Linked DNA regions of Homo sapiens: region 2 is linked to region 1. Evidence: chromatin loops called from intact Hi-C (ENCODE). Cell type or tissue: endothelial cell of umbilical vein. All regions are shown on one strand. Links, peaks and the distances in the headings refer to the core of each region. The heading gives the core; the rest is flanking DNA. Region 1 has its middle 170 kb from the start of LINC02587. Region 2 has its middle 230 kb from the start of LINC02587.

What was found. A loop is a pair of places that touch in the nucleus more often than their neighbours do. Peaks named below come from ENCODE experiments on the same cell type or tissue, not always from the same donor. Only the 100,000 strongest peaks of a DNase experiment are listed, where the experiment ranks them.
Region 2: a loop joins it to region 1, with 2.8 times the contacts of the local background. A loop is called at or near these places in 2 of 110 quality-filtered maps.

What each region holds. Positions count from the first base shown.
Region 1 is chr7:15,850,712-15,859,058 of GRCh38, reverse strand. No RefSeq gene overlaps it. Among named protein-coding and RNA genes, the nearest start is that of LINC02587, 170 kb to the right of the region's middle. In endothelial cell of umbilical vein, for the core only: no CTCF peak of the experiment used is centred there; DNase peaks (open chromatin) are centred at 3,648, 4,978 and 5,038; H3K27ac peaks cover 2,473 bases.
Region 2 is chr7:15,916,895-15,925,241 of GRCh38, reverse strand. No RefSeq gene overlaps it. Among named protein-coding and RNA genes, the nearest start is that of LINC02587, 230 kb to the right of the region's middle. In endothelial cell of umbilical vein, for the core only: no CTCF peak of the experiment used is centred there; DNase peaks (open chromatin) are centred at 3,081, 3,331 and 3,971; H3K27ac peaks cover 606 bases.

The DNA of each region.
Region 1 (8,347 bases), core at 34-8,033:
TGAGTCCTTTGTATATATGCTTTTAAAGAACCCAACTAAATAATAATAGTTGAAAGTAGTTAAAAATTTAAATATAGACTAATGTAATCTCATGTTAAATGTTTCATGTCCAACTCTTATTTATGTATTTATCTGTTGTAATCAAAGAAGACAACTGTGTCAGCTACAGCCGAAGAGATACATGTTGACTCTTCTTTATAGCCGTACTTTCTAATATTAGGTGCAAAGAACATAGGTATCAGAACCGGTCACAGCTGAATCAAGTACCAGCTCTGCCCCAGTGAGCTGTGCAAGTTTGAGTAAGCTTCTTAACTTCTTTGAGACTCATTTTCCATGAAATATAAAATATAAGTTTTCCTTGAGATTGTTTACTTTGTCTCACTTTTCATATAACCACTTATATGGCAGTGTCTTAGTCCGTTTTCATGCTTCTGATAAAGACATACCTGAGACTGGGAAGAAAAAGAGGTTTAATTGGACTTACAGTTCCACATCGCTGGGGTGGCCTCAGAATCATGGCGGGAGGTGAAAGGCACTTCTTACATGGCAGCGGCAAGAGAAAAAATGAGGAAGATTCAAAAGTGGAAACCCCTGATAAAACCATCAGATCTTATGAGACTTATTCACTACCATGAGAACAGTATGGGGAAAACTGCCCCCATGATTCAAATTATCTCCCACTGGGTCCCTCCCACAGCATGAGGGAATTATGGGAGTACAATTCAAGGTGAGATTTGGGTGGGGACACAGAGCCAAACCATAGCAAGCAGTAAATTCCCAATTAGGGAAATGCTATATTACTGAACAAATATATAATTTAGTGTCATAGCCAGTGTGACAATGTTTTAAAATTATGATTTCACTATAACTAGGGATTTATATAATTGATCACCCAAATTTTAACACTTTTGCAAATGAATGTGGGCATGAACGGTCATCTTAACTATATCCACATGAAGTGAGGGGTTGGCAGTGCAATTTAGGAGAGTCTGGGGGTAAAAACATCAGAATAAAAATAATGACTAATTATGTGCTTATAATCCCCTTAGGACATAATTATAATATAAAATAGTTTTTAAACTTAGAGTAGGCTTTTTAAGAGTTTGAGTACTCTATCAAAGGTTAAAAATGGTTTTTCTTAACTACTTTCATTGTCTACTCAACGTTAAGCATGGTTCCATAAATTAGGGACATGCTGGTTAAACAACTTGAAGTGGGTTTCCATTCTGCAGAGCTCTTTAGTTTCTTTATTACATTTATGACTGCCATTGACGTCCAAGGAAAGCTGCCTTAAGTATGGTTCCTCACAAGCAGATCCTGAGATGAACATTTATGTGCAAGGCATTTGCCAAGAAAGAGCTCCCAGCCCTTCCTTGCTTCTTTCCTCCTTTTCCTTCTTTCTCTTTTATTCCTTCCATTCCTTTTAAATGCTCAAAGATGGAAGGGAATCAACAATGTAAGTAACGGAAGGCACAATGTAGTATGAAAGTTCAGGGGAAGGAATTAGTTCTGCATGGTGGTGCGTGCCTGTAATCCCAGCTACTCGGGAGGCTAAGGCACTAGAATCACTTGAACTTGGGAGGCAGAGATTGTAGTGAGCCCAGATTGTGCCACTGAACTCCATCCTGGGCAATAGAGCAAGACTGTCTCAAAAATAAAAAGAGAGTTCAGGGGAAACTGTTTGATGCAGCTGTGGATGTGACAGGGAAGCATGAAGCAGAGGACCTATGCCAGGAGGAAAATGCAGGGCTAAACAGCTGGAGATGGAAGAAAAATCACACCATAATGTTCTTCTATGTACAAGGTCCCAATCAAGAGCCAGTGGTTTTTTTTATATTGAATTCGGAGTGGAAGCCAAACTTCTCTCCACAAAATAAAAGGTTATGCAAGATCAGGCCCCACCTGCCTCTCTGACCTCTTTTCATGTCATTCTTCCCTGCCTCTTCACTATGCCACAGCGACGCTAGCTTTCTGTCAGTTTCCTTAACCTGCCACACTCAGTCCCACCTTAGAAATTTTGCACTGGTTGTGCTCTCTGGAAGAGGCAAAAGGGAATTTTTTAGGGGAATGAAAATATTCTGTATCTTGACTGAATTGGTTGTTACACAGATAGATATAAATGTGTTTGTGAAAATTCATCAAACTGTATACTTAAGTCCATTTTATTATATATTGTATTGTTGACGTACATTGTAATACACCTCAACAAAGTTCGTTAAACAACAAAAAAAGATTCACTAGTTCAATTGTAGAACTCAACAATAAAGTAGAATTGATTTTACAATATTTCTTTTAAAAAAGAATTTTCCAGGAATGTGTTATCAATTCTTTAAAGTGACTGGTAAAATTCCACTTATGTGGAATTTAGAAGCTGATTTTCCCAGACATTAAACATAAATGAATGGACATAGATTCAGCCTAAAGGAAGTGGAATTTGGCAAGGGGCAGACTGCATGAACTGAAAATGGGTGGTGGACTAAGAATTCAATAGGGAGATATCACAGACTTCATCTATGATTTCCATCCAGGAACAGATCCAGACAGCTGTAGACTGTGTAGGGGGCCTTTAAAATACAGTTGCAAAACTCTATTTTATTTTAACTTGGTTTGTGTTAAATTCTTAAATCAGATCCCAGTTCATCACAGCAAAAACAAAGCAAACAAAAATTCTTTGGCTCCTTCTCTTTTAATATGGGGAGGTGTACTTAAGACAGTTTCAAGGATACTATTGAAGTAAGCCTCTTACAACCCACTTTGTATACAAGTAAAAGAGATCCTAAAAAACAAGCCAAGAGGGGACAAAGAAAGCATATACTACTGAGAAAAACAGTATATTGTAAGAAAAATAAAATTACTTGTGATTAGGAGCAGTATTTTTTTTCTTATTCTTTTTTTTGCTATAGCCTTGATTAAAAGGAAAGGGAAGGATTTATGCAGTTGGTTTACTACCCCCCAGATTTTTAGAATTATGTAAGGATAATAGTACTTCCCCACCCATCCCCTGAGGAGCTTTTAAGACTAGCATCTGTGAGGTGCATTTCCTAGATAAATGCAAACTGCCCTTTGACTCTCTTCAAGATAAGAAAACATTGACCCTTTCAACCAAGTTATTTATGACATTCACATAATGTGAAACAGTGCTTAGACCTGATGGGAACGCCCAGAAGTATATACACTGAAGGCAGTTAAGATTCCCCTCTGCTACTATCCAGGAGAGGCCACCACACAAGTCGAACAATGCCCAAGGCTCATTAAAGAGTTTGATGAATTTAATACAATTCAAATTAAAGAAGATCTCAGGGGAACATGGTTAGAAAAGAAAACCAGATGGGGCTCCAGGGTAGAGCATCCTGGGAGCAAGTGTGGGATGCCGTAAAATCCTAGAGATTCTGGAAACATGAGAAAATGCGATTTATCTTCTTGGCGAATTAACATACAAAATGCGTTGGTGGCATGGTATTGAGTTTCACATTTTAGAATGTAATTTCCAAGATTGTGAGGGAAAAAAGACCACTAGATATTGGAAGGAGTCACCTCCCCTTTCCATGAGACTTGCCAAAGTAAAGGGGAACAAAGTAAGAAAAATGCATGCAATATACCCATGCTAGTTATCAAGTGTGAAATGGCAGAATGTGAGTCACCAAGAAAATAGAGATCATAGATTAGAATGTCAGCTGGCCCAGGAGCTGTCCTTTCTTTTTCTTAGTATAGGAATAACAATGAGAAATGCTGCTGTTGGTCACTGGACTGAAGGGTGGTGTGGGTGCGGATTCTTTCAAAAGAAAGAGTATAGAAAAAGGGAAGAAACACTGTTTGCTATTTTACAAAATATACGTAAAGTTTCAAAATAAACCTTAAAATAGAAAGTAAGAAAACTGTATTGATTAAACTGGTCACAATGTGTTATCTCCATTTAATCTGGAGTTGCCAATTTGATTTAGTCATCATGGCATTACTGTTTGTGAAATAAACCCTGACTAGGCTCAGGCACAGGTGAGGCCTGGTATCTCTCTTTGGTCCGACAAGGGCTCCAAACTATGAGGAAATGATGGAAGGCTTTTGGTTTACTTTTGTTTTGTTTTGCAATATCTCTTGAAAACATTCTTACAATGGAACGTTGGTCATTTGCATTACTAATATCTTGTTGAAAATGTTGGCAGAGCTCAAACCCAGGATAAGTATTCCCAAATAAACAGAGCAAGGATTCTGGATTTTCAATGAGCAGCTTTCTTTGCCAGAAGGTAAAAAATTGTAAAAATCAAAGTCATCTGAAATTCTATTATTCAAATAGAATTATGGAAAAAAAAACTATCACAATATAAGTTCATACTTTATATCTAATTATGTACATGCTTTTCTTTTATTACATATAACGAATAGCTTTTCATTTCAAAATACTAAAGTAATTTTTAATAGCTGCTTAGCATATTATCTGTGTACACTGTGACTGTCACTAAATATACCATCTTAGAGCATTTAGGTTATTTTTAAATATTTTCTGTGCTTAAAAACAATGCTAGAATTAATATATGGAATTACTGGAACAAGTGCAATGTACTTTAATTATATTTCTGGTTCTTAATAAATAACAACATTGCAAAATTAAGGGTAGACTCAACAGTTTTAATTTTATAGTATATAAACTATAATGTATCAGAATTCCATTTTGCCCATAATTCTTTATCTTCACTTATTGACATAAACTGGTAAAAGGAAACAGGAATCATTTAGAGAGGAATTAGAGCACAGGAAGCCTGGAGTCTCCTACAATGACCTTATCAGAAACCCAAGGAAAAATATGTGTCACATATAAAAAATAACTTGACTGTAGCTCACGTTGGCAAGCTAAAATGGGAAATGAGGAATGATCAGAGATGGTTGAGAGAAGGGATAAGATCATCTTTAAAGGAAATCAAGAGATGCACAAACTATGGCAGGTTAAAACAGTAAAACAAAGTTGTACTGGGTAAATAAAGAGTTATGCTCTATATTTAATTGACAGACTAGTATAAATAAGTCATCAGGGATTCTGGTGAAACTTTTGGCTAGAATGTGCAAGCTGTCATGCTAAGCTGACTTGTGGTAGCAAAGACTAATGGTTTTCAGTGCACAGTGTCCATTGGGAGGAAACTGGAAGCAAACCTGGGAACTTCAGAGTGGTGATTCGTATCCCCATACTTGTCAGGAGGGCAGCAGCTGGAAAGAATGATGGCATCATGAATTCCTAGAACAGTATAACTTCTGGGGAGATATGTAACATAGCTTCTATAAGGGGAAAATAATGTCTCATTAATTAACTCAATCACAATTGGAAATCCCTATTAAATCTTCTAAAAATACATCTTGTCCCTTCCTTTCCTTACTGCTGCTGCTCTTTAATGGTGCAGAGCATTGGACTAGATTTTTCAGATAACTTACAAACATTCCTGCCTGCCTCCAGCCTTGCCTTCCATAGTATATTCTTTATTCCACCATCAGAGTAAACTCTCTAGCACATCTCTTATTTGTACCCACCCCTGCCTGCAAATATTTAATTGGCCAGACTGTAGGAACTCTCCACCATAGCTCAGAAGGCCTTCTGCAGTAGGGCCTCTTCCCATCTCATCTTCCTCCATAGCTCCTCTCCTGAAACACCTGCTAGCCTGCATGCCCTCCACCACATCATGATGCTGGTGCCTGCCTTCATACCTCAGTATATGCTCTTCCTTTTTCTCAGAATGCACCTCCTGTCCCTCGGGCACCAAGTGAGTTGTCTTTGAAGACTCGACTTAAATGTTCACCTCAGTTAAATCTCCGTAGACCTCCATGAAGGTAGAGTTAGAGGTTTGCCTCTCTACCCTCATTACAGCTCTTAGCAGACTGCAGACAGCAAAGCTTTTTGAAAGCAAAATGGGCTTTTCTTATATGTATCTTTAGAGTCCCTTACAGTACCTGGCACATAGAAGGTTCTCAGTACAGATTTATTGAATAAACGAGTCTAGATTTCTCAGAGGTGATATGGACAAAAAAGAAGGTAATTTTATTTCCACTTTCAAAGAGATTGAAAGTGTGTATCCTATAGGTGGTCAAACAACAATTTTAAAAAACCAATTTCCTTGTTATTATGGAAAGTGTTTTGTCTTTAAGTGCGGAAATGGCTTAATGACAGGAAGCAATGTGTAGGAATAAATGATCATTTCTCTACTTAGAGAAGTGTTAGTGTCAAGGTTCCCTAGGGACTGAGGCTGGAACACAGTCTCAACCAATATGTTAAATATATTGCTTAGAATAAAGACAAAAAAAAATTTTAAGTTTTTTCTCTCTTATTATAAGGTCTTCTGTGTAGTGAAATACCGAGTTGGTAGACATAGCAGGCAAGAATCCAATGAAAGCAATGAAAATAAAGAATAATGACATTTGACTTTGATGTAGGAAAATAAAGGTAACAGAGTTAAAGAAGACCCATTAATTCAACTCATTTTGAGTACTTATTATACATAATACAGAGTCCTATTTTAATAGCTGCAGGGTTACACAAGTGAACAAGTCTGAGCCATTGTATCTTGAAACATGAATGCAAATTTTACCCAAAATGCATTAAGCCTCAAAGTTATAAAGTTATATAGATGTTTCAAAATATTGAGAAAAATTTTAGTGGAAGAATCGGAGCTTCATAAAAACCATGTTATTTGAGCAGCTATTGATGTGTGAATATGATTTTTGAAGGTAAAAGTAGAGGAAGTGACTTAAAATAAAAATAAATAATAAGAAAAGATTGAATATGATTTCCTAAGTAAAATTCAGTGTGACTGAAAGGAGATCGTTAACAACAAAAAAATAAGATAGAAAGTTGATGTGAAGGGAGAAAAAAGGATAAGTTAGGATGGGGCAAATAAATATATAAGTTACTACACTCTTAATTATAAATCATGACCTAGGAAAAAAATCACGGAGTCTAGAAGACACCTTAGAATATTGTTGCAATGGTAACGGCAGCAACAACAAAACTATGCAATTTTGCATTCTAAATGTTATTGAAAATAAAGAGTGTTATTGGCAATAAAGCATTTTATTAGAAATAAAGCATTCAGAGAGACCCAGCTGTTGTGTAAAGCCACAGTGCTCCTCCACTTGAATAAGACTTAACATTTAAAGCTTTTTATTGTTTGCAAATTCTTTCATGTAGGTGACTTCACATCAGGTAAAAAAGAACAGGGCTGTTATATTCATTTTAAAAGTAGAATTGCATAGATCTAAGTGGTTTAAATAGCTTATTTCAAACTTGCATAGCTAGTAAGAGATAGATCAATCCAGGGATAGAATCTAGGTTTTCTGTAGGCAAATTCAGTGTTTTTTAATCTATGCTACTTAGCACTCAAGGAAGACACGGATATAAAGAACTAGAAAAATCCTAAAGAGCATGCTAAAATAATCAAGAGAGCAAAGGGGATTCTATAGAAAGAAAAACTTAAAAAAATATATATGTATTAGAAATCTAGTTTGAAAAGCAGTTGATTTTGTTAATAATTGTATAAATGTCACAAATAAAGTTAAGATGGCTTAGAACAGCAGTCCCCAGCCTTTTTGGCACCAAGGACTAATTTCGAGGAAGACATTTTGTTCACAGATGGTGACGGGGATCAATGTTTTCAGCATGAAACAGTTCCACCTCAGACTCAGATCATCAGGCATTAGTCAGATTCTCTTAAGGAGCACGCAACCTAGATCCCTCACATGTGCAGTTCACAATTGCTTGTGCTCCTATGAGAATCTAATGCCGCCACTGAGCGGACAGGAGGCTCACGTATTTACTCAGATAATTAGAATTGGAAGCTAGACCAGAAATTATAAATATATGGTCTGTCAGTCACACCAGTCTTTTAGATATACTTTGCATGACCTTTGCAGTATATTTTAACACAATATTTTAAGTGGCTGATATAATTTTGAAATTGAGAGGTTTTATAAAAAGATCCATATATGCAGCTTCTTTTTAAAATCAGAAGCTCTGAACAACATGTGCTTTGACCCAATAGAACACTCAGCCAAAATTGAATAGGAGCTTCACTCTTTCAAAGAGGAATTTTTTTTTTCTACTTCAGCACATTGTCACCAGGGTACACTACACAGGGTACACTTCTCCCACTGAATTACACCTAGACCGCCTCATGTCTTTATATGAACATGGTAAGTAGGCATTTCAGTGTTGGTCACTGCTCCAGAATCTAAGCACAGAAATGTTTGAGGTGCTATTTAATGATGATGATAGGCAAGTTAGTTGTATCTTCCTCCAAACTAACTGTTTGGGTATGCTAACAGAGAATGAACATCGAACGGGACTTTAGACACATTCTATCCATAAAAATGG
Region 2 (8,347 bases), core at 47-8,046, 66 kb before region 1:
GGTACAAGATAAATTTCCCTTTACTTTTGTCTCTGCTTTTCTGAAGCAAAATGAGTCTTGCCCACTATCCATCACAGATGCCAATGTGCTGAGTCTCATCTGAAGCCAACAAGTCTCAGAGCCTCACCTAAGGGCCCACAGCATACTTCCTGGATATTGCTGCTTGTTATTCAGGGCTCAAGGGCTCATCAGGTAGCAGGTGATGAATCCTGCCAGGACTGGATCCTTCCCTTTAAGGCAGTGGGTTTCCTTCTTGCCCCAGGTGTGTCTAGAAATGTCATCTGAGAGCTAGGGCCTAGAAAGGAGACCTCGCTACTCTGGTGTCCTATCCTCCTGTAGCAGAGATGATACCCAAGATGCAAGACACAGTCCTTTTCACTCTTCTGACTCCTCTCCTCAAGTGAATGAAGGGTTCTCTTTTGGAGCCATGAGCTTTGCAGGCTGGGGCTAGGGGAGGTGTGGTGCCAGCACTTTTGTCTTAGTAAGTGGTGCACCCGTTCAGTTCCCTGTCTCTGAGCCCAGTTCAGCGCTAGGACTTGCCTAGGAGTTGCAGTCCTGTGGCCTAGACTACCCTTCAAACTCATTTAGGGCCATGGTGCCCTTTAGCCCATGGTAGTGAGGCTTGCAGTTACTTAAGATCCAACTGCTGGGATGGGCAATTCCCCTCTGGCTAGGGTTGGTTTAAATGCTTCCTCCGTGGGTGGGTATCAACTGAGTTCATTCTGATTTTGCTTTCTGCTATTAACAGGGAAGCTCCGAGTTCAATGCAAGTCTCACAATTGCTGTACTCTTCCTCTTTTAAGCACTCAGATTTCCTTTCCACACCATGCCACCACTGCTAAGGGATAGAGGAGGGGTGGTGTTGGCAATTCAAGACTGCTTTTCCTATCTTTTTAGTGACTCTTTCAGGGATATGAAGTTAAAACCAGGTAGAGTGCTCATCTGGTTTTTGGTTTTTATGAAGGTGCTTTTTTGGTATAGAGAGTTGTTAAATTGGTATCCCTGCAGAAAGGATGATGAGTGGAGATTTCTATTCTGCTATCGTGCTCCATCACCACTCCCAACAACATTTGTTGAAGAAACTACCCTTTTCTCATTGTGTATTCTTGACACCCTTGTTGAAGATCAGTTGGCCATATTGTGTGTTTATTTTCAAACTCTTTATTCTGTTCCATTGGTCTATATGTTTTTCCTTATACTAGTACCACACTATTTTGATTACAGTTGCTTTGTAACATATGTTGAGATCAGGACATGTGATGCCCCCAGCTTTGTTCTTTCTCAAGATTGCTTTGGCTGTTTGGAGTCTTTTGTAGTTTCATTTGGATTTTAGGATTGTTTTTTCTTTTTCTGTAAAAAATGTCAATGGGATTTTGATGGAGGTTGCATTAAATGTGTAGATTGCTTTGGATGGTATGAACACTTTTAACAATATTTATTCTTCCAATTCATGAACATGGGATGTCTTTCCATTTATTTTTATTTTATTTTATTTATTTATTTATTTTGAGACAGAGTCTCCCTCTGTTTCCCAGGCTGGAGTGCAATGGCGTGATCTCAGCTCAATGCAACCTCCGCCTCCCAAGTTCAAGTGATTCTCCTGACTCAGCCTCCCAAGTAGCTGGGATTATATGTGCCCACCACCAAGTCCAGCTAATTTTTTTTTTTTTTTAAATAGAGACAGGGTTTGACCATGTTGGCCAGACTGGTCTCAAACTCCTGACCTCAGGTGATCTACCCACCTCAGCCTCCCAAAGTGCTGGGATTACAGATGTGAGTCACCACGCCCAGCCGTCTTTCCATTTATTTGTGTTTTAATTTTTTTCATCAATATTTTCTAGTTTCATGTGTACAAGGACTTCCACTTCCTTCGTTAAGTTTGTTCATAAATTTGCATTCTTTTTGAGGGTATTGTAAATAGGATTGCTTTCTTATTTTGTTGTTGTTGTTTTTTTTGAGACGGAGTCTCGCTTTGTCACCCAGGCTGGAGTGCAGTGGTGCAATCTCGGCTCACTGCAAGCTCCGCCTCCCATGTTCATGCCATTCTCCTGCCTCAGCCTCCCAAGTAGCTGGGACTACAGGTGCCCGCCACCACGCCCAGCTAATTTTTTGTATTTTTTTAGTAGAGACAGGGTTTCACCATGTTAGCCAGGATGGTCTCCATCTCCTGACCTCGTGATCCACCCACCTCGGTCTCCCAAAGTGCTGGGATTACAGGTGTGAGCCACCGTGCCTGACCAGGATTGCTTTCTTAATCTCTTTTTTGAACAGTTCTTTGATAGTGTGCGGAAATGCAACTGATACTTGTATGTTGATTTTGAATCAACAACTTTGCTGCATTTCTTAATTCTAACAGGTTTTTTTTTTTTGGTGGAGTCTTTGACATTTTCAATGTGTAAGGTCATGTCATCTGCAAACAGAGATAATTTTGCTTTTTCCTTTTCAATTTGGATGACTTTTATTTCTTTTTTGCCTGATTGTTATATCGAGGACTTCCAGTACTCTGTTGAATAGAAGTGGTGGAGAATGGGGCAATCATGCCTTATTTCTCATAGGAAAATCTTTCAGTTTTTCACCATTGAGTATGATATCAGCTGTGAGATATATGTATGTATGTGTGTATATGTATATATATATACACACATATATATTTAATACATGACCTTTTTAATGTTGAGGTAAAGTCCTTCTCTACCTACTTTGTTGAGGGATTTTCATGTAAAAGGATTTTGAATTTTGTCAAAAGCTAGAAAGCCTGGTGTTCAAATCCAAATATTTGCTCCCAATCTAAAATGTTTCAGAACCTTCTTTTCTTTCCAAAGCTCTCTTGTTTATACTTTTACTTTTTTTTCCAATTATGCTTATGTCACAGAAGGACATTGTTACTCCCATTTTTCTTGTCTATAAACACTCTTTGAACAAAGACAGCCCTCAGGATGTGTGAGCTACTTGAATGTATTAACAATGTATTAAACTAATAGTTAACAATGTTTAACTCAGTGCATGGCAAAAAAGTAGTGGTCAAGAGATATTTATTGAATAAATAAATAAAAACTGAATAGATGACTAGGAAGTTGGTATGGGTCAGGGGTCAAATTATTATAACAGCAGAAAAAGGAAGCAATGACTATAATCCAAATCATTAGAAAATTATTGTAACAGGACAGTGTTCTGTATAGCCTCCCCTGACTCCTGGGAATGGCAATGGCTTCAGAGATGCTGTTATTTATACCACATTAAAATATTAATTAAATATTTAAAAATAGGCATGTTTCATAACACTATAAAAGTCTACATACTAGGATTCTAGTGGGGATTCTTTTTTAACATCTGCAAGATAAATTTAGTGACACCACTAAGAATGCCTGAGGCTACAAAAAAAAGGCAGAGAAGAAATGAATCACTTGGCATAGTAATGACTAAGAAAATAAGGAAATATTTTTCTATTAGTCAAACATCAAAATGTGTAGCAAAAAAAAATCAAAAAGCTTCAAAACAACAAAACCAAAGTAACATTGCTACGGGCAGGAAAAAAATATCAACCAAGTGATACAGGTTATTTCAAAGGGATTTCAGCTCTTTTCCATGTTCAACAGCAAGGTGGCGGCAATTCAGGTTTCAATGATTTACTTTACCAACGATGATAAATGTGTTACAAATTATTATTATAAACAGTGAGGAAGAGAAGAATGAAAAAGCGGGAGACTGAAGTGAGAGGTGTTGGGAGGCACTGAGTGGAGCCTCCTGGGGAACTAAGATGCTGTGTTTGAGCAATCTGTGCTTTCTGAAAACCAAAAGTTCAATTTTTTGTATCATTCTTTTAATAAATGACATTTCTTGTAGGCATAATATATATGTTTATCAATAAGAAATCAAACTGTGTAATGCCAGCTTGAGCAAAGCAAGTTTCCGTTGCAGGGTTTCGTGTGTTGCAAACCATTTGAAATTGTAAATAAAACTTTCATGTTTTTCTTTCCTATCCAATATTTTGGGGGCATTTTGAAGGGAACTTTTTTTATTATTCAAAAAGGAAATGATTAATCTGCCTGTGTCCATTGCCAGCCAGATGGTGACATGAATTTGCAGTTTATTTAAGGATTGCCAAAAGTGGGGGAAGGGGAATCCTTCCTATTTGTGGTATACCAATAATTTGAGAATAAACGAAATTATTTACCGTGAGGTTGCATATCAGATAATGTTTCATGTATCTTCTCTGAAGTCACCACGAAAAAATGCAGCCGAAATCATATTATATGCTGACAGCTTTATGAGACTATTCAAATATTTCGTCTTGCAACTTTCTTATAGTATATATTTTATACTAACTTTTTAATAGTAATATATTAACTGTTTGTAGTAATATATATGGAGATATATATATGTGAAGAGAGATATGTATAATATAATATAATTACATAATAATATATATATATATGGAGGCAGAGCGAGAGAGAGAGAAGCAACTTAGGCAATGTAAAGGTCTGAAGCTGCTTAATTCACACAGATTTTTAGGGTATTAGGTATTTTAGGGGTATCAAAAATTCTGATTTGACATGAGATTAAAACGACTTTCAGTTTACATTTATAACGTAGTTATTTAAAAAATATGTTGGCCGGGTGCAGTGGCTCACACCTGCAATCCCAGCACTTTGGGAGGCCGAGATGGGTGGATCACTTGCGGCCAGGAGTTCGAGACCAGCCTGGCCAACATGGTGAAACCTCGTCTCTACTAAAAATACAAAAATTAGCCGGGCATGGTAGTGTGCCACCTGTAATTCCAGCTATTTGGGGGGCTGAGGCACTAGAATCGCTTGAACCTGGGAGGCAGAAGTTGCGATGAGCTGAGATCGGACCACTGCACTCCAGCCTGAGTGACTGAGCGAGACTCTGTCTCAACAACAATGACAATAACAATAACAACAAATTATGTTGACATTCTTTTTATCAGTATTTTATAAAATGAGTTTTCTTAACTATGGAAAAATTCAAACATATACAAATGTAGAGAATATAATAAACTTTCTTATCTCTGTTACTCAGCTTCAACAGTTATCATCTTGGGACCAATCTTTTTCCTTTTCCCATAAGACCTCTCAAAATTATTTTGAATTCTCTATTTGGTATAATTTCATTCATAAATATTAAGTGCTACTGAAAGTTAATCTTTTCAACAAAAAAGAGGGTGAGATAAAAGGGTAACTGAAGCAAATCCTCTGATCTCAGCCATTCAGCTATAGGACAGAGAAATGATATTACTCAGCCTGAAATTGTGCCCTGAAGAAGCTTCATAAGTATTACATGTTTTTTACCTTTTAACTGTTTTTAAAATTGACAACAAAACTCAACAGTAATGAAACTCAAAGTACTGTGAATCTGTGAAGATGAATTATACACTTCCTAGCAGTTTAAGGCGATTTCTGATGTGGCCAGGAGTCATTTAGGTATACCGACTTTTTCAGTTCAGTTTATTCCTTTGGCCTTGGGATCTAACACAAACCAGTTCAATGCAAGCCAGAACCCAGAATGAACCTAGAAATCCTGAGTGACATCCATTGCGTGCTTTCAGTGACAGCAAGAAAATAATATAGTCACTTTAGTCGTTTTATAGGATTGCATACTTTCACTTTATATTCAATAAGTCATTAAAACTCGTTCACTGTTTATTCAGTCATTCATCCATGTATATGTATCTACTTGTGTATCTATTAATTTAATGAACATTTATGTAATACTCTGAGCGATGTGGTAAGGCTACAAAGGTGAAATACAAATCTATGGCCTCTTATACAATGGAAGATTATTCAGTGATTTTTAAAAAATGAGCTATCAAACAAACAAGGGACATGAAGAAAACGTAAACGCTGATACGGTAACAAGTCAATCTGAACATGCTACATACTGTATGATTCCAACTATATGGCTTTCTGGAAAAGGCAGGTGGAGACAGTAAAAAAGATCAGCAGTTTCCAAGGTTTGGGAGAAGGGAAGAATAAATAGGTGGAACACAGGATTTTTAGGGCAGTGAAACTATTCTGTATGATACTGTAATGGTGGTTCCATGTCATTAACATTTGCCTAGACCCACAGAATATACAATACAAAGAGTGAACCTTAATGTAAACTATGGACTTCAGTCAAGAATAACGTATCACTGTTGGCTCATTAACTGTAGCAACTGTACATCACTAATGCAAGCTGTTAATAATAAGGGAAATGGGAAGGGGTATATGAGAATGCTCTGTACTTGGAGCTCAATTTTTCTGTAAAGTGAAAACTGCTCAAGAAATAAAGTCTATTAATTTAAAAACAATGTGGGACATCTGCCCTGCAGAATTTTAAGATATAGTTAGGAGTGAATGTATAAATAGCTACCTACATTAGTTTCCTAGGGTTGCCATAACAACTTCCCACAAACTCGGTGGATTTAAGTAATGGAAGGTTAACCTTTCACGGTTTGGAGGCCAGCAGTCTGAAGTCAAGGTGTCTACAGGGCTTACTCTTCCCAAAGGCTCTAATGGGGCAATCCTGCCTTGCCTCTTCCATGTGGCTCCAGAGTTTCTTGGGTTTTGGTCAATCCAATCTCTCCCTCCATCTTTACATGGTCTCCTGTTTTCCCTGTGTGGCTCTGCTCTGTGTGTCTCTTATTGGTTCACTTGTATTGGATTTAAAGCCCACACATATAATCCAGGATGATCTCATCCTCAGATTCTTAATTATATCTGCGAAGAGTGTTTTGCCTAGTAAGGTCACATTCAGAGGTTCAGGGATTATGATGAGATGTACCTTTTAGGGAGGCCACCATTCAACCCACTGCACCATCCATAATATGATTTGCACTTTATTAATAGATTAGGAATGCAGTGCTCTGTGAGGAAATTGAGGATGCCTCATAGGGAAGGTGACATGAGAAGATTAAAGGTTGAGTGGAGTTTTTTAGACTAGAGCAGGAGTGTTGTGGTGTGAGAGGTAATGGAATTCCATCTCTTGGGAGATATTCCATGCAAAGATAGACAAATAACAAGGAGACATGATTAGGGAATGGTAAGAAAGTCAGTGCGGCTAAAAGAAAGTCGATAAAGGCTAAAGGAAATAATAACATATGAGTCTGAGATGTCAGACTGAGGCTGGGTTATAAACGAGCTGACAATCATAAGAAAAAAGCATTTGTTTTTCATCTTATTCAAGAATTTATTAAAGACAAAATCAGATTCCTACTTTAGTTGGCAGCGGAATCAGGACTTTAGGTAAGCAAAGACTAATGGCAGGGAGATGAACAGGCTAGAATCAATGAAATCCTACTATGAGGCCTCACGAGTGGGGAGTGAACAGACAGATGAGAAATAAGAGATATTTTGAATTTAGAATTGCCAGCGTGTGATGAATAACTGGATTTGTCTAGCAGAGAAGGGTGACTCTGGTTTATGGCTTTAACACTTAGCTCGATGCCATTATCCAAAACAGGGATTTTTAGAGGAAGGAAGTGGCTTTATGGGGAGTGTAGAAAATTATGAGTTCACTTTTGGATATGTTTAATTTTGTCATACTTGTACTCAAGTTTTAAGTTTGGTTTATCAATTTTTTTTTTTTTTTTTTTTGCTTCCGATCAGTAAAGGGCTCTGAAAAAAACAGGCAAGCTTTTGGGGAAATTTTCAAAAGTACCTTTAGAATTTCCCACATGGGTCCCTCCCAGTCAATTCCTGTCACACATGACAAGCTCCAACAGACAACATGGCTTTGGAAACATAAGAGGACTGAGGGAATCACTAAGTATTAAGAAGGATTACTGATTCACAGAGGCGAGAAAATAGTTTCTCTTTCTGACGAATAGAAGAAGGCTGCAATTACTGCTATGAAGTAGCAGGCCAATCTTATTATAAAGAGATTGTAAAAAGAATTAGAGCCTACACATTCTCCAGGGAAGAGGTCCTCAAACCCATAGCATTCTGCTTCATTACCTCTTATTTTTATCTTTGCAGAGCTGGTGCAAAGAAAGAAAAAATCTACATTCCAGCATAAAAATAAACATAATATCACTGTGACAGGGACTGATTCAGTATGGAAACATTGACTGTAGAAGCATTCTGGTTTACTTCAAAAGACTTTCAATAACTGCCAAAAGAGTTTATTTGGATAGTTTCAGTTTCATGTGTTTAATCAACGAAAAACTCAATCCAGAGTTGAAAGTTTGGCACAGCAAGTGTTCGGAAAAGGGGTGCATGTGTTCTTATTTTGGGGAGCGTAAGTATGTTTCTGTGTGTGAATGTTTGAGTATGAGCAAAGGTGTGTGTCTATGTGTGTGTGAGTGTGTGTCTGTGTGCTATATTCTACTTTATGTGATTCATCTCTT